Linked DNA regions of Homo sapiens: region 1 is linked to region 2. A link is a loop called in an ENCODE intact Hi-C map of the cell type or tissue named here. Cell type or tissue: CD4-positive, alpha-beta T cell. All regions are shown on one strand. Links, peaks and the distances in the headings refer to the core of each region. The heading gives the core; the rest is flanking DNA.

The links. A loop is a pair of places that touch in the nucleus more often than their neighbours do. Peaks named below come from ENCODE experiments on the same cell type or tissue, not always from the same donor. Only the 100,000 strongest peaks of a DNase experiment are listed, where the experiment ranks them.
Region 1: it touches region 2 in a loop (9-fold over the local background); 13 of 110 quality-filtered maps call a loop at or near these places.

The regions. Positions count from the first base shown.
Region 1 is chr5:103,062,656-103,074,610 of GRCh38, forward strand. It overlaps LOC105379105 (a long non-coding RNA gene), which reads right to left and starts at 8,370. Exons shown (of 4, transcript XR_948633.2): 1 at 8,265-8,370; 2 at 6,429-6,599. In CD4-positive, alpha-beta T cell, for the core only: no CTCF peak of the experiment used is centred there; no DNase peak of the experiment used is centred there.
Region 2 is chr5:103,134,846-103,146,800 of GRCh38, forward strand. It overlaps PPIP5K2 (diphosphoinositol pentakisphosphate kinase 2), which reads left to right. Exons shown (of 31, transcript NM_001276277.3): 4 at 1,887-1,977; 5 at 3,539-3,624; 6 at 11,682-11,836. Among named protein-coding and RNA genes, the nearest start is that of PPIP5K2, 21 kb to the left of the region's middle. RefSeq lists an enhancer at 6,882-7,383. In CD4-positive, alpha-beta T cell, for the core only: CTCF peaks have their summits at 4,634 (motif pointing left) and 4,839; a DNase peak (open chromatin) is centred at 4,606.

The DNA.
Region 1 (11,955 bases), core at 2,549-10,548, 71 kb before region 2:
TGGGAGATAATTAAATCATGGGAATGATTACCCCCATGCTGCTGTTCTCTTGATAGTGGGTAAATTCTCACAAGATCTAATGGTTTTATAAGGGGCTCTTCCCCCTTTTGCTCACTTCTCTTTCCTGCCATCATGTCAAGAAGGACATGTTTGCTCCCCTTCTGCCATGGTTTTAAGTTTCCTGAGGCCTCCCAAGCCATGCAGAACTATGAGTCAATTAAACCTCTTTCCTTTATAAATTACCCAGTCTCAGGTAGGTATATAGAGGCAATAATAATAATAATAATAAATTTAAAAAACAAAACAACAGATAAATGCATGAGCAATTTGGCTTTTCTATGAGGTACCTAGTCAACACTTTTGACCATTTTAATATTAGCTTATTTATATTTATAGGAATTCTTTATGTGAACAATTATTCCTATAACAAATAAGGCCAATTTTCTTTCTAATCCTAATGATTTTTCCTTTTTCTTGCCTTAATATGCTGAATAGAGGCTCCAGTACCAAAACAGTTGTAAGTTGTCATTACCTTTAAAAATATGTTTTCAATGAATTCTCCATTGTGTACTATAGTTTTTAAAAAAATTTCCAATGAATAGTAATGTTCAGCAAATACTTTTTCTCCTTTACTAGATTAGGGGTCCACAAACTACTACCCCACAAGCCAAATCCAGCTCCACTATGTATTTTTGTAAATAAAATTGTATTGGAAAATAGACTCATTTATTGAGTATATGGCTGCTTTCATCCTAAAATGGCAGAAGTTTGTATTTCCAAGAGTGTATAGCCCCAAAAGCAGAAAATATTTACTACCTAGTTTAGCTCTTTGCAGAAAACTTTTGCCAAGGAGATAATTGTATATATATGAACACATATAGTTTTACTAGTTATTCTCAGTTTACCCACCTCAAATTAATTCTCTGTCCTTTTCTGCTCTGTTCCCTAGGAGGCTGATTTTTTTGGCTGCCTGTGTTTCCAAGCCCCCTTGCTCTGGCTTCCCATGATCGCTGACTAATGAGGCAATAGTAGAAGATGGGAGGGTGGTATGCCATTGGTCACGGGTTTGACAGTAATTTTTAATTTTCACAGTTACAACTTGTTATTGTTTTGGGATGGTTAGACTCTCTGCCATAACTCTATCTCTCACTTGGTATTTCCTCCTTCAGGTGTAGAGGTTTCTGGCTATTGCTAGTTACCATCCTTGGTTTGTTCCTTTTGAACAGTTCCTTAAATTCTCTTCAGTTATAACCATTTGTGTACTTCATCTCTCTCTTGCCAGGTCTCTTTAAAAATGTAGTCATTAATTGTATATATCTTTTCTAACATTAAATCAATCTGACATTTTGGGAATCAGCTCAATTTGGTTATAATGCATATTGTTCTGTTTGCATCTTTGTATTTGTGTTCCCAAGAGAAAAACCGGTTATTTTCCTTCCTCATTCTGTCATTTCCATATTTTGATATCAAGTTTACACCACCCTCATAACATGAATTAAGAAATGTTTCATTTCTACACTATGAATAATTTGCATAAAGTTAAAATTACATACTTCTTAAATCTTGTTATAAATGTTTGGTAAAATCATCTGACATTATTTCTTCTTAAACCTCTTTGGTAAGTGAAATTTTTCTAAAATTCATCAATTTTATTAAGGTTTATTAGAATAAAGTTGTAATATCCTCTATAAGTATCTGCATCATGTGTGGTTATAACACTTTTTGCATCACAATATTGCTTATTTATAAATTCTGTAGGATTGTCTCTTTATTTTTATTTTTATTAGTTTTGCGAGTTTTGTGTCAATTCATTTGTGTCTTTAAAAACCAAATTTTGGCTCTAGTTCACCTCATCATTGTATGTTTCTTTTCTTTTCTTTTCTTTTTTCTCTTGTTCTTTTTCTTTTTTTTTTTTAGACGGAGTCTCACTCTGTCACCTAGGCTGGAGTGCAGTGGTGTGATCTCGGCTCACTGCAACCTCTGCCTCCCAGGTTCAAACAATTCTCCTGCCTCAGCCTGTCTGAGTAACCGGGACTACAGGTGCATTCCACCACGCCCAGCTAATTTTTTGTATTTTTAGTAGAGATGGGATTTCGCCATGTCGGCCAGGCTGGTCTTGAACTCCTGACCTCAGGTGATCCGCCTGCCTTAGCCTCCCACAGTGCTGGGATTGCAAGTGTGAGCCACTGTGCCTGGCGTGTATGTTTATTTTCTATTCTATTAATTTCTATTATCTTTGTGATTTCAAATCTTTCTTTTGGCTTATTCACTTGTTCTTTTTGTACCATATTAAATTGGATGCTTTGCTCATTACTTCTTGACCTTTATTTTTAACCAATATAAGCACAAAATACATAAATTTTTCTCTGAGCAGTTTTAGTTGCATCCTACAAAAATTTTTAAGCAGTTTTATTGAGATATAATTCACATGCCACCCGATTCATCCACTCACAATTCAATGGTTTGGGGTACTTATATTATTAATTTTTTAAAATTGTGGTAAAAATATACATACCATAAAATTTACCATTTTGACCATTTAAAGTATATAATTCTGTGACATAATTGCATTCACAATATTATGCAAACATCACCAGTATCTATTTCCAAAACTTTTTCATTACTTCAAAGAGAAACTTTGTAATCTTTATGCATTAAAGATTAACTCCCCACTTCCCTTTCCCTCTGCCCCTGATTACTGCTAATCTACTTTTGTCTATAAAAATTTGCCTATTATAGATATTTTATATAAGCGGAATCATACAATATCTTTTTATTTATTATTCACTTAGCATAATATCTCCAAGGCTCATCCATGTTGTATCATGTATCACAACTTCATTCCTTTCTATAGTTGCATAATCTTTCATTGTATGTATATGCTACATTTTGTTAATCCATTCGTCTATTGATGGATCCTTGAATTGTTTCCACCTTTTGGCTATTGTGAATAATGATGCAATAAATATTGGCATAAAAATATCTGTTTGAGTCCCTACTTTCAATTCCTTTGGATACATATCTAGGAGCGGAACTACAGGATCATATGGTAATTGTTTAACTTTTTGAGGAATTGGCAGTGTTTTCCATAGCTGTCACACCACTTTAAATTCCTATCAGTCATGAGAGTTTCCAATTTCTCCATATCCTGTAACAGCCCGATGGGTTCATCTTGCCCACTGCCTAGAAAAGCCAGTGTACTGAGGACAGTAGGTATTGGAGCAAAGAAAGAATTTAATTATCGTAGGGCCAACCAAATGGAAGAATATGAGATAATTCTCAAATCTGCCCCTGCTGAGAATTCAGAGGCTAGAGGGCTAGGGTTTTTTGGGGTTTTTTTTTTTTTTTTTGGTTTTTTTTTTTTTTTTGAGGTGAAGTCTCGCTCTGTTGCCCAAGCTGGTGTGCAGTGGCATGATCTTGACTCACTGCAACCTCCACCTCCTAGGTTCAAGCAATTCTTCTGCCTCAGCTTCCCGAGTAGCTGGGACTACAGATGGATGCCACCACGCCCAGCTAATTTTTGTATTTTTAGTAGAGATGGGGTTTCACAATATTGGCCAGGCTGGTCTTGAACTCCTGACCTCATGATCTGCCCGCCTCGGCCTCCCAAAGTGCTGAGATTACAGGGGTGAGCCACCGTGCCTGGCCGAGGCTAGGGTTTTTGAGGGTGCTTTGACAAGTAGGGGGCTGAGGAACTCAGATAATTGGTTGGGTGGGGAAGAAATCACAGGGTTATTGAGACAGGGCTGTCTTTGTGCAGCTGAGTCAGTTCTCAGGAGAGAGTCTCAGGACTAGGTGGTGTCTCTTGGTCTGCCAAAATGCTAAATCTGAAGAATACCTCAAAGACCAGTTAATTAAGTTTCACAATAGTGATGTTATCTATGTGAGTAGTTGGGGAAGTTACAAATCTTGCAACCTCTGGTTAAGTGACTCTGGGGCAGTAAGCAACTTATAGCAAAGCAAGCTAAGCAATGGCAGGTCATTGTTTATGCTTACTCTTTAGCAAAGTTCAAGCTCCTATCATAATTCTAACCTTGCCTCGTGAATGCAGCTTCAATCTCTGAACAAGGAAGGGAGTCATTTTTCCTTGCCTCAAAGTGTAACTACCAAACTAATTCCACTCATGGTTATCTTGGCCTCTGTGCTAGAATAAGCAAAAACCAATTTAACCTGTGAGGATAGAAGCAAAACAGAGTCATGCAGTTTTCTCTCATCACTTACAATTCTATAAAGGTGATTTCAATCCTAGGCAATACTTGTCATATTTCTTTTTTTTTTTTTTGTAGGATATGATAGCCATTCTAGTAGGTGTGAAGTGGTATCTCATAGTGGTTTTGACTTGCATTTCCCTGATGACTAATCATGTTGAACATCTTTTCATGTGATTATCAACCATTTGTACATCTTTTTTGGGGGGAATATCTAATAAAGGGCTTGAGTTATTTTTTGTGTATTGAGTCATAGTTCTTTATATATTCAGGATATTATACCTTTTTCACATTATATATTTTTAAAAAACATTACCCCTTTTGTAACTACCTCAAGTAAAATCAGGGATTTTCATTTGTTTTTTGTTTGAGACAGGGTCTCACTCTGTTGCCCAAGCTGGAATGCAGTGGCACGATCACAGCTCACTGCAGCCTCAGCCTCCTGGACTCAGGTGATTCTCTCGTCTCAGCCTCTAGGTAGCTGTGACCACAGTCTCATGCCACCATGCCCAGGTAATTTTTTGTCTTTTTCGTAGAGATAGGGTTTCGCCACATTGCTCAGGCTGGTCTCGAATTCCTGGGCTCAGGTAATCTGCCTGTCTTGGCCTCTCAAAGTGCCAAGATTACAGGAATGAGCCACTGTGCCTGGCCAAAATTTGTGATTTTTAACGTATTTGTGATCAGTACAGATTAACGGAAGACTGACTCTTAAGTTCTATTCTTAAAGCCTAGGCAGATTTGCCACTGATTTGCTTCAAGCTGTGAGCAAGTCACATAAACCATCCCTATGATTATTTTATTACTGTTTATTCATCACATAAAATTGAAAAATTAATAATATATGTATATATTTATAAGGATGAAATTCTAAATGGACATATAAAAAATGCAGGATAAAATACTGCCCAGAAACCCAGAGAGTGTAAGTTATATATTACTGTGCAATCAGAAAACATGATTTTGGAGGAAGGGAACCATTCCATTTAGTATTTTTCCCTCCACCACTATATGAAAGTGTTACTGAAGAAGTGAAGAGAATCCAGACTCCCTACTCTTTAGCCTTTTCCGCATTCTCCATTTCAACACCTGGGGCCTCTTCTCTCGGAACTAATAGAAGCTTAGAGGGGATGTAGGGGAGAAGTTGACATGTGATCTCCTCCAGCTACTAACCACGCCAAATAATTTGCTCTCCTCTGTCTGCTTCTGACAAATCCCTTCAAAGTTTAGACAATGAGGTGCTCAGATAAGGGAAATCCCTTGGGCCTAATATTCTTTAACTAACAAACAAAATGTGCTTGGGGAAACAAAGGAAGAAGCATTAATAGGGGTAGCAAGTAAGGGAAGGGGTGAGGAGGACACCGACAGATTAGAAGTAGAAGAATCATCTGGCCCAGGCCTCAAGCTCTGGTTAAGCTACCAATTTAAATACTTATTAATTTAATGGCACTTAACTAATCTTTCCCTGCTTAATATTAACAATGCATAAAGCTAACATTTCTCCCTCAATAATAAATGCATTTGTATAAAACAAAAGTTTGAAACTACTTTTTTTAATGCACATTTTGGTTTTTATTAATTATAATGATTAGAAACTCCAAAACTGGAAGTGACTCAGTCACTTTTAGACATTTGAGCAAAATATTCTGTTACAGCTTTCTGAGCAGTCAAAAATCAGCAGAATGGAATACTTACGCTTTTTACGGCTTAAGATAGGGATCCCAATAAATGTCTGTGCAAAAGTCTACAAGTAAAATTTTCAGATTAGATGTAGGTGAAGAAATGTATTCCTAAGAATTACTGGTCACTTTTTCATTATTCTACTAGAATATAAGTTCTAGGAGGGCAGAAATTTTTATTTGTAATTGATATAATCTCAGTGCCAGTATCTGGAACATAGTAGGCATTTAATGTGTATCTTCTTTGAATGTATAAATGAATTGCATAGTTTAAAAATGTAATATGTTTTCTTTTATAAATCTTAGTGAGTTACTCTTTTTAATGGTAATATAATAAGATTTTATACTTGAAATGGTAATCATATTTTAAAATAACTTTTTAAACAAGGAAATTATTCTCATTCAAAATAGAATCTTCATTTACTATAGTTCAGCATCTCCATTTCCTTCTATATAATGCTTTGAACAGTACCACAAGGTGTCATACAAAACCTCATAAAGACATTTCTAGATTTTTTTGGTCAAAATTTTGTTACATACTTACAGAAAAATTCCCTTAAATCCAGGCAAGAGGGATCCCATTCTGGACCCTTTTCTTGAAAACTAGGCTGTATCCTCCTGTAGCTCATGCCACTCCCTGCTGGGTAAGATCTCAGGGCCCTGAGATATACTCTTCTTCACCTGGAGAACCTCTTTCAGCTCCTTCCTGGTCTGTCTACAGAGGGTGGATGAACAATTGAGAAAGCTTATTCTAAAAGGCCTGGGCTGGTCAAGGGGCACCTCTACAGAAGCTGGGGTCACTTATCCTTGGGAAGGAACAGGATTGAGACAGAGACCAGTTCTCCCTAAGTTGCCATTCACTAGTGTGGGGCTCTAAGGAGTCCAAGAATCCTAGGAACCTTAGGTATATTTGCTGAGGTAGGAAAAGTTTCTTAGCTTGATTTAAACCTCCTAAATATTCAGGTATACAGTATGTGAACCTCCATTTTTACTCTTGACAGGGCACTGCAAACATAAACATTAGAGCTAAAGACTGTATGTATAAAAATCTCAGCTGGGCACAGTGGCTCACATCTGTAATCCCAGCACTTTGGGAGGCCAAGGCAGGCGGATCACCTGAGGTCAGGAGTCGGAGACCAGCCAGGCCAACATGGCGAAACCCTGTCTCTACTAAAAATACAAAAAAATTAGCTAGGTGTGGTGGCAGGCGCCTGTAATCCCAGCTGAGGCAAAAGAATTGCTTGAACCCAGAGGCAGAGGTTGCAGTGAGCCGAGAACACGCCATTGCACTCCAGCCTGGGTGACAAGAGTGAAACTCCATCTCAAAAAACAAAAAACGAGAACAACAACAACAACAAATCTCTGAGTGTTTTCTCTGCATATTTGTTAATGTAAAAATTGTATTTGGAATCTCTGCATTAGAATTCTGAAATTTCAGTAATAAAATCAGCGATTTCTTTGAATGGCATATATTGGCTATTTATCAGGGAATAAAAGTAAAACGAACTTTGATAATAAATTGCCTATAACAGAATTTGCAAAAAAAAAAAAGAAAAAAGAAAACGAAAAAGATGAGTGTGACAGCTATTAAAGCTATCAACTAATATTCTGCTTCTCCTTCCAGGAATATGGTAGGGCTGCACTTACCTACCTGTCTTTGGTATTAGGGTGGCTGTATGGCTAGTTAATTTTTTCCAATCTGTGGTTTAGACTCTAACAGCTTTATAAGCCATAATTCATCTACCATAAAGCTCACTTTTAAAAAGTTCATAAAAATATTCAGGAGTGACATAAATAAATATCATCAATGGTCTGGATGTAATGCTGTTAGGATAAATAGTAATTGAGATAACCATAAAGTAGTTTCTATGGCTGTTTTATTATTTCTCATATAAATTGCTGTTGAATCTAGAATTATTTTATTTCATAACTTCTCTTTCTGTATTTCCCAGCTTTGAGGTAAAACTGATTAATAAAAATTATAAATATTCAGAATGTACACTGTGATATTTTAATGTATGTATACATTGTGAAGTAATTATAATCAGGCTAATTAACATATCCATCACCTCACATAATTAACTTTTGTGTGGGTTGTGTGGTGGGAACACGTAAGATCTACTTTCTTATCAAATTTCAAATGTACAATAAAGTATTATTAACTATGGCCACCATGCTGTACATTAGCTCTCTAGAATTTATTCATTCTGACAGAAACTTTGTATTCTTTGACTAATACCTCCCCATTCCTCTCACTCCCAACCCCTGGGAACCACCATTCTACTCTCTGCTTCTGAGTTCAACATTTTTAGATTTTACATATAAGGCTGAAAAAAATATTCCTTTGTATGCATACATATCACATTTTCTTTATCCATACCTCCATTAGTGGACATTTAGGTTGATCCATATCATGGCTATTGTGAATAATGATGCAATGACCATGGAAGTGTAGATATCCCTTCAACATACCTATTTCAGTACCTTTGAAGGAAATTGTGGGTCATATGTTAGTTTTTTAATTTTTTGAGGAGCGTCCATAGGGTATTTTATAATGACTATACCATTGCGCCCTGCCACCAAAAATGTACATGGGTTCCCTTGTCTTTAAATCCTCACCAGAGATTGCTATCTTTTTGACAACAGCCATTCTAACAGGTGTAAAACTATACGTCATTTTGGTTTTAAACTGTATTTTTCTGATGATTAGCAATGTTGGAACATTTTTTCATGCATCTGTTGGCCATTTCTATGTCTTGTCTGAAAAAATGTATATTCAAGCCCTTTGCCCATTTTTAAATCTGGTTATTAGTTTTCTTGCCATTGAACAGAGTTCCTTAGAAATTTTGGATATTAACCCCTTAACAGATGCAAGATTTGCAAATATTTTCACCCATTCCATATTGTTTTCATTGCTGTGCAGAAGCTTTTAGTTTGATGCAATCTTTGTCTATTTTTGCTCTCGATGCCTGTGTTCATTTTGAGATAATGTACAAAAATAATTATCAAGACTATTGTTAAGAAGTATTTCCCCTGTTTTCTTCTAATTGTTTCACAGTTTCAGGCCCTAGATTTAAGGCTTTAATCCATTTTGAGCTGATTTCTGTATATGGTGTGAGGTATAGGTTCAGTTTCATTCTTTTGGATGTGGATATCCAGTTTTAATAGCACCATTTATGGAAGAAAGTGTGTTTTTCCCATTGTGTGTCCTTGCAAACTTTGTCAAAGATATACCATAAATGCATAGATTTCTTGGCTTTCTATTATGTTCCATTGATCTGTATGTTTCTTTTTATGCCAGTATTTTGAAGTCAAGTAGTATAATGCCTCCAGCTTTGTTCTTTTATTTTTTAATTTAATTTTTTTTTTACTTTAAGTTCTGGGATACATGTGCACAATGTGCAGGTCTGTCACATAGGTATACATCTGCCATGATGGTTTGCTGCACCTATCAACCCGTCACCTATGTTTTAAGCCCCATATGCATCAGCTATTTGTCCTGATGCTCTCCCTTCCCTCACCAGCCACCCTTCTGACAGGCCCTGGTGTGTGTTGTTCTCCTTGTGTCCATGTGTTCTCAGCGTTCAACTCCCACTTATGAGTGAGAACATGCAGTGTTTGGTTTTCTGTTCCTGTGTTAGTTTGCTGAGTATGATGGCTTCCAGCTTCATTCATGTCCCTGCAAAGGACATCATCTCATTCCTTTTTATGGCTGCATAGTATTTTAGATTTTACATATAAGGCTGAAAAAATATTCCTTTGTATGCATACATATCACAGAACCAGAAATACCATTTGACCCAGCAATCCCATTACTGGGTATATACCCAAAGGAATATAAATCATTCTATTATAAAGATAAATGCACACATATTGCAGCACTATTCAAAATAGCAAAGACATGGAACCAACCCAGATGCCCATCAGTGACAGACTGGATAAATAAAATGTGGTATATATACACCACGTTATCTCATTGTGGTTTTGATTTGCATTTCTCTAACAACCAGTGATGTTAAGCTTTTTTCACGTCTGTTGGCCACATCAATGTCTTCTTTTGAGAAGCATCTGCTCATATCCTTTGCCCACTTTTTGATGGGTTGTTTGTCTTTTTCTTGTAAATTTCTTTGAGTTCCTTGTAAATTTTGGATATTAGACCTTTGTTGGATGGGAAGATTGCCAAAATTTTCACCCATTCTGTAGGCTGCCTGTTTACTCTGATGATAGTTTCTTTTGCTGTGCAGAGGCGCTTTAGATTAATTAGATCCCATTTGTCAATTTTAGTTTTTGTTGTAACTGCTTTTGGCAATTTCATCGTAAAATCTTAGCCCATGCCTATGTCCTGAATGGTATTGCCTACGTTTTCTTCTAGGGTTTTTATGGTTTTGGGTTTCACATTTAAGTCTTAGATCCATCCTGAGTTAATTTTTGTATAAGGTGTAAGGAAGGGGTCCAGTTTCAGTTTTCTGCATATGGCCAGCCAGTTTTCTCAGCACCATTTACTAAATAGGGACTCTTTTCCCCATTGCTTGTTTTTGTCTGGTTTGTTGAAAATCAGATCGTTGTAGATGTGTGGCCTTATTTCTGAGGTCTCTATTCTGTTCCATTGGCCTACATGTCTGTGTTGGTACCAGTACCATGCTGTTTTGGTTACTGTAGCCTTTTAGTGTAGTTAGAAGTCAGGTAGTGTGATGCCTCCAGCTTTGTTCTTTCTGCTTAGGATTGTCTTGGCTATATGGGCTCTTTTTTGGTTCCATATAAATTTGAAAGTAGTTTTTTTTTTTCTAATTTTGTGAAGAATGTCAATGGTAGTTTGATGGGAATAGCACTGAATCTGTAAATTACTTTGGGCAGTATGGCCATTTTCACGATATTGATTCTTCCTGTCCATGAGGATGAAATGTTTTTCCATTTGTTTGTGTCCTCTCTTTTTGCTTTAGCAGTGGTTTGTAGTTCTCCTTGCAAAGGTCCTTCATGTCTGATATGGTTTGGCTCTGTGTCTCCAGCCAAATCTCATCTTGTAGCTCCCATAATTCACACATGCTGTGGGAGGGACCTGGTGGGAGATGATTGAATGATGGCTGTGAGTCTCTCCCATGCTGTTCTTGTGGTACTGAATGGGTCTCACAGGATCTGATGCGTTTTAAAATGGGAGTTGCCCTGCACAAGCTCTCTTTTTGCCTGCTGCCATCCATGTAAGATGTGACTTGCTCCTCCTTGCCTTCCACCAAGATTGTGAGGCCTCCCCAGCCACGTGGAACGGTAAATCCAGTAAACCTCTTTGTTTTGTAAATTGCCCAGTCTGGAGTATGTCTTTATCAGCAGCGTGAAAACAGACTAATGAAGTAAATTGGTACTAGTAGAGTAAGGCATTGCTGAAAAGATACCTGAAAATATGGAAGCAACATTGGAACTGGGTAACAGGCAGAGGTTGGAACAGTCTGGAGGGCTCAGAAGAAGACAGGAAAATGTGGGAAAGTTTGGAACTTCCTAAAGACTTCTGAATGGCTTTGACAAAAATGCTGATAGTGATATGAACAATAAGGTCCAGGCTGAGGTGGTCTCAGATGGAGATAAGGAACTTGTTGGGAACTGGAGCAAAGGTAACTCTTGTAATGTTTCATCAAAGAGACTGGTGGCATTTTGCCCCTGCCCAGGAGACTTGTGGAACTTGGAACTGGAGGCAGATGATTTAGGATCTGGCAGAAGAAATTTCTAAGCAGCAAAACATTCAAGAGGTGACTTGGGTGCTGTTAAAAGGATTCAGTTTTGAAAGTGAAACACAGCATAAAACTTTGGAAAATTTGCAGCCAGACAATGCAATAGAAAAGAAAATCCCATTTTCTGAGGCAAAATTCAAGCTGGCTGCAGAAATCTGCAAAAGTAATGAGGAGCTGAATGTTAATTCTGAAGACAATAGGGAAAATGTCTTCAGGGCATTTCAGAGGTCTTCACAGCAGCCCCTCCCATCACAGGCCCAGAGGCCTAGGGGGAAAAGATGGTTTTGTGGGCCAGGTCCAGGACCCCCCCTGCTCTGTGCAGCCTAGGGACTTGGTACACTGTGTTCTAGC
Region 2 (11,955 bases), core at 1,580-9,579:
GAGTCTTTATAAAACTTTCAGGATTTGTAATTTGTGGCTAAGTGGTTCTTGATATAAGGTATCTGTATTTAAATTTTAAAAACTAAGAGGAGTTTAGGAATAAATCTGATTTAACTGGCCACAGCTTTTTGTTTTAATTTCAGCATGTTTTAATACTTTTTCTCTTAACTATTCTGGTAGTACTATAAAATATAGTCTCTTCACAGGTATACTTAGTATTCCATAGTTGAATACTAAAGTTATGTATGCTTGCTGATTTTTATCCTTTTCCATAGATATTTATTAAAATATTGCCTCTTAAGGAATAATAACAGGTAACATTTATTGAGCACTTACTATGCCAGGTACTGTGCTTAGTGCCTTATATCCACACTATTATTAATTCCTCAAAACTCTACTAGGTAAGACTGGTATACTACTCTTTTGTGCTGGTACCAGAGGCTTAGAGACGTTAAATAAATTTGCCCAAGGTCACATAGCTAGTGAGAGATGGAACCAGGATTTGAACGCTGGTTTATGTCTTTAACTGTTACGGTATACAACTGATGATGTGTATTGATGGATAAAATTGGAGACTTTGTGTCAATTTTTTTTTTCCCCCTGGAGGACAGGGTCTTGCTGTGTCAACTAGGCTGGAGTGCAGTGGTATAGTCATAGCTCCCTGTAACCTCAAACTCTTGGGCTCAAGTGATCCTCCCACCTCAGCCTCCTGAAGGATAGAACTACAGGTTGCACCACTACCCTCAGCTGATTCTTTTGAATTTTTTGTAGAGATGGGATCTTGCTATGTTGCCCAGGCTGGTGTTGAATTCCTGGCATCAAGCACTCCTCCCAACTCGGCCTCCCAAAGTACTGGGACAGGCAAGAGCCACTGCACCTGGCATTAGTGCCAATATAGAGAATAAAATACAATCATTAAAATTTTTTAGATTTTGGGGGAGGGGACCTGTTCTTCACTATATCTACTATTTGATTTGTTTTCATTGTAATTAGTACTTTTACCAGTCTACAAGTTTTAGGGACTTAATTTCTAATATTTTAATGTTGACCTAGCAATAGCATGATTCTGCTCATATATTTTGAGCATATATGTCATATATGAATTAAGTTTTGCTTCTGTAGCTTTTTTTTTTTTTTTTTTTTTGAGATGGAGTCTTGCTCTGTTGCCCAGGCTGGAGTACAATGGCACGATCTCCACTCACCGCAACCTCCACCTCCTGGATTTGAGTGATTCTCCTGCTTCAGCCTCCTAAGTATCTGGGATTACAGGTGTGCGCCACCACACCTGGCTAATTTTTTGTAATTTTAGTAGAGATGGGGTTTCACCCTGTTGGCCAGGCTGGTCTCGAACTCCTGACCTCAGGTGATCCACCTGCCTCGGCCTCCCAAAGTGCTGGGATTATAGGCGTGTGCCCCCATGCCTGGCCCACTGTTTTTAAAGGCACATAAGTCTTTGAATATCAGCTAATTTATGTGTGTAGGCATCAAAATATCTAAGTGAAAAGAAGAGATGTTGAATACATTTTTTAAAAATCACCAGGTGATTCTGATACACCCATGTTATTTACATATAGATTTCTCTTTGTGTATGAGGTGAATCTTACCTTATTTCAGGTGACTGACTAGTCAGACCTTCACTCACATGTCAGTGCTCCAAATTTGGTTATATAACCACTGGTTTGTTGTGCCTTAATCAAATTATGAAAAAATAAGATTTAATATATAAGTTAAATCAAGGTTTATGTATATATTCCATACCTTTTATAGAAGGGTGTTATGTGTTAATGAAATGAATCTTTTATGGGAGGTGGCATCAATTCAAGTTAATAAAGTATAGATGCTTATCTTGAGATAATACAGAATATGTTAATAATATGTGTTCTTAGGATTTCCACTGGACAAAGCGGTTGCCTATGCAAAACTCAGGAATCCATTTGTAATCAATGACTTGAATATGCAGTATCTCATACAAGATAGGTGAGTGGTGAAGTTGGCTGAATTAAGGGAAGGAAAAATAACATTAATTTAGTACCTACTGTACACTGACATGGCATCAGGTGTTTTTGCATTATTAATTCATTGTACTTTCAAAATAATACTCAGAAATAGTTATTTATTACCTAATTTTACAGATGAGGAATCTTGATAATTAGGAAGATTGATTAATCTACCCAAAGTCACAAGTTCCCCACGTAGTAGGACAAAGACTTAACCGAGATTGTTTAATTTCCAGAGCCTACTAAACCATTCAAACTTATGAGCACTTTTTCTGTCATGGGACTGATGATGAAATTAGGACTTTACTCATTATAACTAGATTTTTTTTTTTTTTTTTGAGATGGAGTCTGGCTCTGTCGCCCAGTCTGGAGTGCAGTGGCGGGATCTCAGCTCACTGCAAGCTCCCCCTCCCGGGTTCCCGCCATTCTCCTGCCTCAGCCTCCCGAGTAGCTGGGATTACAGGCGCCCGCCACCACGCCCAGCTAATTTTTTGTATTTTTAGTAGAGACAGGGTTTCACCGTGTTAGCCAGGATGGTCTCGATCTCCTGACCTTGTGATCCGCCTGCCTCGGCCTCCCAAAGTGCTGGGATTATAGGTGTGAGCCACCGCACCCGGCCTATAACTAGATTTTTTAAATGGTAAAGTATACCTATTTTGAAAAATATTATACTGTATATCTTAGCATTCATTTAACAGGTAAAAAGCATGGATTTCTAATAAATTATAAAATATGAGTGTATTTATGTATTTCATTCAATCAATGTTTCACTCCTATAGCTATTCTCATAATCTCACCAGCATTCTATTTTCTTGTTTTACCATTACAATATGAGATTTTATGTGTATGAAAAATGCTTTGTAAATATGAGACCTTATGGTTTTTTCACTTTATTTTTTTCTATTCTTCCAGAGAGTAACATTATTAATATCTAAAATTTAAAACATTTTCTCTACATTTACATATTAATTCATATATATGTGTTTTTATATATACAGCTATAGCTATAGAAATGTATGTTCGTTTTAAATGGTTTGAAAAGTAAAAGCGTACCGAAAGCCATTTAATCGTCACTGTATCTATCATATTTTTTTCCTATAGAAAACAATACATACATAACAATCACATTTTACCAAATTAGAATCACTTTTCTCTAGTATGCTGTGAACATTTCTCCATGTCATTAAATACTATTTAAGCATAAGGCTTTTAATGCTTAGGTAATGTTCTATCATTGTGATAATATCAACTTTATTCAGCCATTTTTAAAATACATTTATGTTCTCAGTTTTAATAATTAGTTTCTCAATAAGCTAGAAAAGAATTGTGCATAAATTTGTGTTCTTATTGCTGAATATTTCCTCAGAATACCTTTTTTGAATATTCGAAGTGACATTTGTTTATTTAAAAAATAAAAAGTGTTGAGATATATACCCTTTTTAGTTATAGAACAACAATAATGTCTTTTAAGAAAACTACAATAATATATTCATTGTGAAATGGAGCAATAAAACAATAAGGATGTTTCCCTTTTTCTTCAGGAGAGAAGTATATAGTATTCTTCAAGCTGAAGGTATTTTACTTCCTCGTTATGCTATTTTGAACCGTGACCCAAATAATCCCAAAGGTAAGAGTAAGAGATTTTAGGTAAGCTTCCTTTGCCACTTGACATACTTTTGGGCCACATTCTTACAATAATTAACTGGAAGGAATTTAAAGAATTCATAGTATTCTATTCCATTTTAAAAAATAATCTAAACAGACAAACATATTCAATTAAAAGGTGACACTGAGTTAAAAGGCTACCTAATAATTTAGGAATTATTTATCCTTCTCTTCTTTGGCCTACTTTTGACATATCTCTAAGAATCATGAGTTAGAATTTTGAAATTACATACAAGTAAATGTGTATTGATTAAAGGTGAACAAGTGATTTATCTATGACTATTGAATTAAGTATTAGAAACTTCATGCTACAATGCCAAAAACTAAATACTGGCCAAGAATTTGGAAATACAGTTGGCCCTGGAACAGCATGTGTTTGAACTGTGCTGGTCTGCTTATTCATGGAATAAACATGAATTGAAAATACGGAATTCGTGGGTCCCACATATACTGATAGCCAACTTTTCATTTACATGGATTCTGCAGAGCCAACTGTGGGACTTGAGTATGTGAAGATTTTGGTATACGAGGGGGTTCCTGGAACCAGTCACCGCGTATGACAAGGGGCAACAGTACTTCTAAGTATTTATTAATATTTTAAAGCACTGTTTGCTCCTTTTTTTCTGGTTATCTAAAACATAGCATGGAAGCTATACCTAACTTAGTCACAAGGCAAAATACGTGTTTGTCTTGAGTTAACATTTCTGTTCACACTTAGTATTGTGGGGAATTTTGATGAATTTATCATACCTTAAACCATCTTTTATTAAAAACTAGGGGGGAGGCAGAACAAGATGGCCAAATATACCCTCCAGTGATTGTCCCACTCCCCACAGGAACACCAAATTATAAACTAGCCATGCAAGAATGCACCTTCATAAGAACCAAAAAATTAGTCCACCAAGGTGGTGCCTCTAGGAGTCAGCAAGAGTTTGTAGCATTCCTGGACTTAGGGCGCCCCCTAGTGCTAATACAGCTGCAGTGACCTCAGGCTTAGATCATAACACTTAGTCTTTTTTGAATATGTGGAAAGCTTTCTCAAGAAGGATGGATACAAACAAGCCCAAACGGTGAAGACTGAAATAAATACCTAACTTGTAAATACCCAGACATCAGTGAATGTCTACAAGCATCAAGAACATCCAGAAAAATGTGACCTCACCAAACAAACTAAATAAGGTACCAGTTACCAATCCTGGAGTGATGGAGATATGTGACCTTTCAGACAGAGAATTCAAAATAGCTGTCCTGAGGAAGCTCAAGAACTTCAGTGTAACATGGAGAAGGAATCAGAATTGTATCATGAGAAATTAACAAGGAGATTGAAATAATTCAAAACAAGCCAAAATTCTGGAACTGAAAAATTCAGTTGACAAACTGAAATATATATCAAAGCCTCTCAACAGCAAAGTGGATCAAGTAGAAGAATTAGTGAGCTTGAAAACTGGCTATGTGAAAATCCATAGCCAGAGGAGAAAGAGAGGAAAAGAATGAAACACACTTACAGGACTAAAGAGACCTGAGAGAGGAGCTTGAACAAACTTCCCAGGTAGCACTTTTCATCTTTTTAGCCCACTCCTTTCTTCGTTTTTCTTTAAGAACTTTGGGACCTACGTAGTTAATAAGGGGAAGGGAAAATGTTAAAAAAAAAAAAAAAAATCTTAAAAATAGCCTCAAAGGGACAAATCCAAGAATTAGTGCTCTTAAAGAGAACATAGATCATGGTAGAAAGTTTATTGAAATAAGCAATAACAGAACTTTCCAAACCTAAAGAAAGATACGAATATGCATAGGTCATAGAAGAATATGAAGATTTAACCCAAATAAGACTATCTCAAGGCATATATTAATTAAACTCTCAAAGGTCAAGGATAAACAAAGATCCTTAAAGCACCCAGAGAATAGATGTATATAACATGTAAAGAAGCTCTGATACAACTGGCAGCTGACATCTAAGCAGAAAGCTTATAGGCTAGGAGAGAGTGTGATGGCATTCAAAGTGTTGAAGGAAAAACAAAACTTCCAACCTAGAATATTCTATTCAGCAAAATTATCCTTCAGGCCGGGCGCGGTGGCTCACGCCTGTAATCCCAGCACTTTGGGAGGCCGAGGCGGGCGGATCACGAGGTCAGGAGATCGAGACCACGGTGAAACCCCGTCTCTACTAAAAATACAAAAAATTAGCCGGGCGCAGTGGCGGGCGCCTGTAGTCCCAGCTACTCGGGAGGCTGAGGCAGGAGAATGGCGTGAACCCGGAAGGCGGAGCTTGCAGTGAGCGGAGATCGCGCCACAGCACTCCCGCCTGGGCGACAGAACGAGACTCCGTCTCAAAAAAAAAAAAAAAAAAAAATTATCCTTCAAACATGAAGACATAATATACTTTACTAAACAGAAACTGAGGGATTCATGAATTACCAGTATCATGGAATTTTTCTGTCCTTATAGGACAGGATAGGAAAAAGATCTTACAGATCTTTTACAGGAAATGCTAAAAGGAGTTCATCAATCTGATAGAAAAAGACGTTAAAAATAAGAAATCATCTGGGCCGGGTGCAGTGGCTCACGTCTGTAATCCCAACACTTTGGGAGGCCGAGGTGGGTGGATCACGAGGTCAGGAGATCGAGACCATCCTAGCTAACGTGGTGAAACCCCGTCTTGTGTCCGGAATTGGTGGGTTCTTGGTCTCACTAATTTCAAGAATGAAGCCGCAGACCCTCGCGGTGAGTGTTACAGCTCTTAAGGTGGCACGTCTGGAGTCTGTCCCTTCCGATGTTCAGATGTGTTTGGAGTTTCTTCCTTCTGGTGGGTTCGTGGTCTCGCTGGCTCAGGAGTGAAGCTGCAGACCTTCGCGGTGAGTGTTACAGCTCTTAAGGTAGCGCGTCTGGAGTTGTTCGTTCCTCCCGGTGGGCTCTTGGTCTTGCTGGGCTCAGGTGTGAAGCTGCAGATCTTCGCGGTGAGTGTTACAGCTCGGGCAGCCTGCTTTTATTCTCTTATCTGGCCCCACCCACATCCTGCTGATTGGTAGAGCCGAGTGGCCTGTTTTGTCAGGGCACTGATGGGTGCGTTTACAATCCCTGAGCTAGATACAAAGGTTCTCCACGTCCCCATCAGATTAGTTAGATACAGAGTTTCGACACACAGGTTCTCCAAGGCCCCACCAGAGCAGCTAGATGCAGAGTGTCGATTGGTGCATTCACAAACCTTGAGCTAAACACAGGGTGCTGATTGGTGTGTTTACAAACCTTGAGCTAGATACAGAGTGCCGATTGGAGTATTTACAATCCCTGAGCTAGAAATAAAGGTTCTCCAAGGCCCCACCAGAGAGCTAGATACAGAGTGTAGATTGGTGCACTCACAAACCTTGAGCTAAACACAGGGTGCTGATTGGTGTATTTACAATCCCTGAGCTAGACATAAGGACTCTCCACCTCCCCACCAGACTCAGGAGCCCAGCTGGCTTCACCCAGTGGATCCCGCACCAGGGCTGCAGGTGGAGCTGCCTGCCAGTCACGCGCCGTGTGCTCGCACTCCTCAGCCCTTGGGTGGTCGATGGGACTGGGCGCCGTGGAGCAGGGGGTGGTGCTCGTTGGGGAGGCTCGGGCCGCACAGGAGCCCATGGAGTGGGTGGGAGGCTCAGGCATAGCAGGCTGCAGGTCCCGAGCCCTGCCCTGCGGGAAGGCAGCTAAGGCTCGGTGAGAAATCCAGCGCAGCGCCGGTGGGCTGGCACTGCCGGGGGACCCAGTACACCCTCCGCAGCCACTGGCCCGGGTGCTAAGTCCCTCATTGTCCAGGGCCAGGCTGGCCGGCTGCTCCGAGTGCGGGGCCCGCCAAGCCCAAGCCCACGCCCACCCAGAACTCCAGCTGGCCCGCAAGCACCGCCCCGCAGCCCCAGTTCCCGCTCGCGCCTCTCCCTCCACATCTCCCTGCAACCTGAGGGAGTGGGCTCCAGCCTTGGCCAGCCCAGAAAGGGGCTCCCACAGTGCAGCGGCGGGACGAAGGGCTCCTCAAGCGCCGCCAAAGTGGAAGCCCAGGCAGAGGAGGCGCCAAGAGCGAGCGAGGGCTGTGAGGACTGCTAGCACGCTGTCACCTCTCAGTCTCTACTAAAAATACAAAAAAAATTAGCCGGGTGTGGTGGCGGGCGCCTGTAGTCCCAGCTACTCGGGAGGCTGAGGCAGGAGAATGGCATGAACCCAGGAGGCGGAGCTTGCAGTGAGCCAAGATGGCGCCACTGCACTCCAGCCTGGGCGAGTGAGCAAGACTCCGTCTCAAAAAAAAAAAAAAAATTCAAGAAATCATCTGAATGTGTAAAACTCACTGGTAATAGCAAGTACACAGATAAATACATAATACTCTAACACTGTCATTGTGGTGTACAAACCTCTTATATATTTCATAAGAAGACTAAAAGGCAAACCTGTCAGAAATAATAACTACAACAACTTTTTACGAGTATAGAAACATAAAAATAGAGACAACAAAAAGTCAAAACATGGATGGGGGGAAATGGAGTTAAAATGTAGAGTTTTTAAAATTTTCTTTTTATTTTCTTTGTAATCAGAGTTAAGTTGTCATCAATTTAAAATAATTGTAATAAAATGTTATTTGTAAGCCTTATGGTAATCACAAAACAAAAACCTGTAACAGATACACAAAAAATAAAAAGAAATTAAAACATACTACCAGAGAGAATTACATATGTGTAGTATTTGAGATAGGGTCTTGCTCTTCACCCATGTTAGAGTGAAGTGGCGTGATCACTTTTCACTGTAGCCTCGACTCCCAAGTGATTCTCGCACTTCAGCTTCCTGAGTAGCTGGGACTACAAGCACAAGCCACCAGACCCAAGTAATTATTTTTTGTAGAGACAGGATCTCACTGTGTAGCCCAGGCTGGTTTCAAAACTCCTTGGCTCATGTGATCCTCCTGTCTCAGACTCCAGAAGTGCTGGGGACCATCATGCCCCGGCAGAAAATCACTTTGCCACAAAGGAAGATAGGTCAGGAAGGAAGGAAGGGAGGACAAAATAATGGAAACCTCAGAAAACAAATGCCAAAATAGCAGAAGCAAGTCTTTACCTATCAGTAATAACGTGAATGCAAATGAGCTGAATTCTTGCAACAAAACACTTAGAGTTGCTAAATGGATTAAAAAATAAGATCCAACTCTATACTCTCTACATATGATCATTTCAATTGATGGAGAAAAAGCATTTGATAAAATTAAACATCCCTTCATGATAAAATCTCTCAAAAAACTGGGTATGGAATGAACTTACCTCTATGTGATAAAAGCGCTATATGACAAACCCACAGCTAACATTATACTGAACAGGGAAAAGGTGAAAATATTTCCTCTAAGAATTGGAACAAGACAAGGATGTCTACTTTCATCTCTTTTATTCAACATAATACTGGAAATTATAGCCAGAGAAATTAGGGAAGAGAAAGAAATAAAGGGCATCCAAATTGAAAAAAAAGGAGTTACATTATTCTTGTTTATAGATGATATGATCTTACAGTTAGAAAATCCTAGAGTCTTTACCACAAAACTATTAGAACAAGTTCAGTAAAGTTGCAGGATACAATATTAACTTACAAAAATCCATAGCATTTCTATATGCGAACAGCAAACAATCTGAAAAAGAAACTAAAAAAAAAAAGTAATCCCATTTACAATAGCTACAAATAAATTAAATACCTCGGAATTCACTTAAAGAAATGAAAGATCTCTTCTACAATGAAAACCATAAAATGCTGATGAAAAAAATTGAAGAGAACACACAAAAAAATGGAAAAATACTCCATTTTCATTGATTGAAAGAATCAGTATTGTTAAAATTGCCATACTACCCAAAGCCATCTACAGATTCAATGCAGTCAGAATAGCAAAGACATTCTTCACAGAAATAGAAAAAAAATACTAAAATTTATATGGAACCACAAAAAACTCAGAATAGCCATAGCCAGCCTGAGCAAAAACAACAAAACTGGAGGAATCACATTATTTGACTTCAAGTTGTACTGCTAAGCTATAGTAACCAAAACAGGATGGTACTGGCATCAAAATATAGACCAATGGAACAGAATGCAGAATCCAGAAAAAAATATACACATTTGCAGTTAACTCATTTTCGACAAAGTTGACCAGAATGTCCACTGGGGATAGGACAGTGTCTTCAGTAAGTAGTGTTGGGAAAACTTGATATCTATATCCAGAATCAAATTAAGCCCCTATCTCTCTCCATATACATAATCAAAATGGATTAAATACTTAAATCTAAGACCTGAAGCTATGCAACTACTAAAAGAAAACATTGTAGAAACACTCCAGGATACTGGTCTGGGCAAAAATTTCTTGAGTAAGACCTCAGAAACCCAGGCAACCAAAGCAAAAATATACCAATGGGATCATATCAACCTAAAAAACTTCTGCACAGCAAAGGAAACAATACAGTGAAGAGACAGTCCACGGAATGGGAGAAGATATTTGTAAACTACCCATTTGACAAGGGACTAATAACCAGAATATATAAGAAGCTCAAACAGCTCTATAGGAAAAAAAAAATCTAATTAAAATATGGGCAAAAGATTTGAACAGATTTTTCTCAAAGGAAGACATACAAATGGCCAATAGGTATATGAAAATATGCTCAACGTCACCAATCATCAGAGAAATGCAAATCAAATCTGTGATGAGATATCAACTCATCCAAGTTAAAATGGCTTTTATCAAGAAGACAAGCAATAAGAAATGTTTGTGAGGATGTGGAGAAAGGGAATACTGTTGGTGGGAATGTGAATTAGTAAAGCCACTATTGAGAACAAAATGGAGGTTCCTCAAAAAACTAAAAATAGAGCTACCATATGATCTTGCAATCCCACTGCTGGGTATATGTCCAAAAAAGAGGAAATCAGTATATTGAAGAGATATTTGCACTCATGTTTATTGCAGCACCACTTGGAATAGCCAGTATGGAAACAACCTAAGGGTCCATTAATGGATGGATAAAGAAAATGTGGTACCTATAGATAATGGTATATTATTCAGCTATAAAAATAATGAAATCCTGTCATTTGCAACAACATGGATGGAACTGGAGGTCTTATGTTAAGTGAAATAAGCCAGGCAAGAAAGAAAGATTGCATGTTTTCACGTGTGGGAGCTTAAAAAAAAGATGAACTCTTAGAGCTTGAGCATAGAATACTTGTTACTGGAGGGAAGGGTTGCAAGGATGACGGGGATGAAGTGAGGATAGTTAGTGAGTATAGCAACACAGATAGAATAAATAAGATCCAGTATTTGGTAGCACAATAGGGTGACTATAGTTTACAATAATTTATTTTATATTTTGAAATAACTAAAAGTGAAATTAGAATGTTCCTAACACAAAGAAATGATAAATGTTTGAGGTGGTGAATACCCCAACTATTCCAGTTTGATTATTACACATTGTATGCCTGTATCAGAATTTCACGTGGACCACAAAAATATATACAACTACTATGTACCCATGATGATTAAAAATAACATTTAAAAAAGATATAAAGTAATCATCATCTGAAACAAGAAACTTTTCTTGTCTAGAGGTAAAAAATTAACTTTCTAATTGAATTGCTGGCTTACTTTGCATATAAGCTACTTTCTAACTTAAATAACTTCATGTTTTACGATATCTGTGATATGAGTAATCTCACAGTTTTCAGAAGATGGTGGCATTCTTGAGTTACTTCTCAGTCTTTCTTGATATAATAATTTCACATCTAACTTTGAATTCTGTGGTGTGGTAGTGTGAAATGGTAAGTCTGTAAAATTTTGAAGAACTATAGCTTTTAATGCCATACGTATCATAAATGTTGGCACATGTTATTTACATAAACATGGATAATTAAAATCAAGTAAGTACATTATCCAAGTTTTCTTTTATGGTCTTTTAGTGAAAAAGTCCTCGATAATAATGTGGTGTCCTGATAATATAATAAGAATATGTGATATTTCTTGCAATCGTGTTTGTTTTATAGAATGTAATCTGATTGAAGGGGAAGATCATGTAGAAGTAAATGGGGAAGTTTTTCAAAAGCCATTTGTAGAAAAGCCAGTCAGTGCAGAAGATCACAATGTTTACATTTATTACCCAACTTCTGCTGGTGGTGGAAGTCAAAGACTCTTTAGAAAGGTAACACCTTTGTAACTTTTGTATGAATACTCTTCTTTGTACATTGTCGTGTATTATTAAAAGCAATCAAGCATTTAATTACCGTTAAATATTGAACTCTTGAAAATGTATCATTTAGA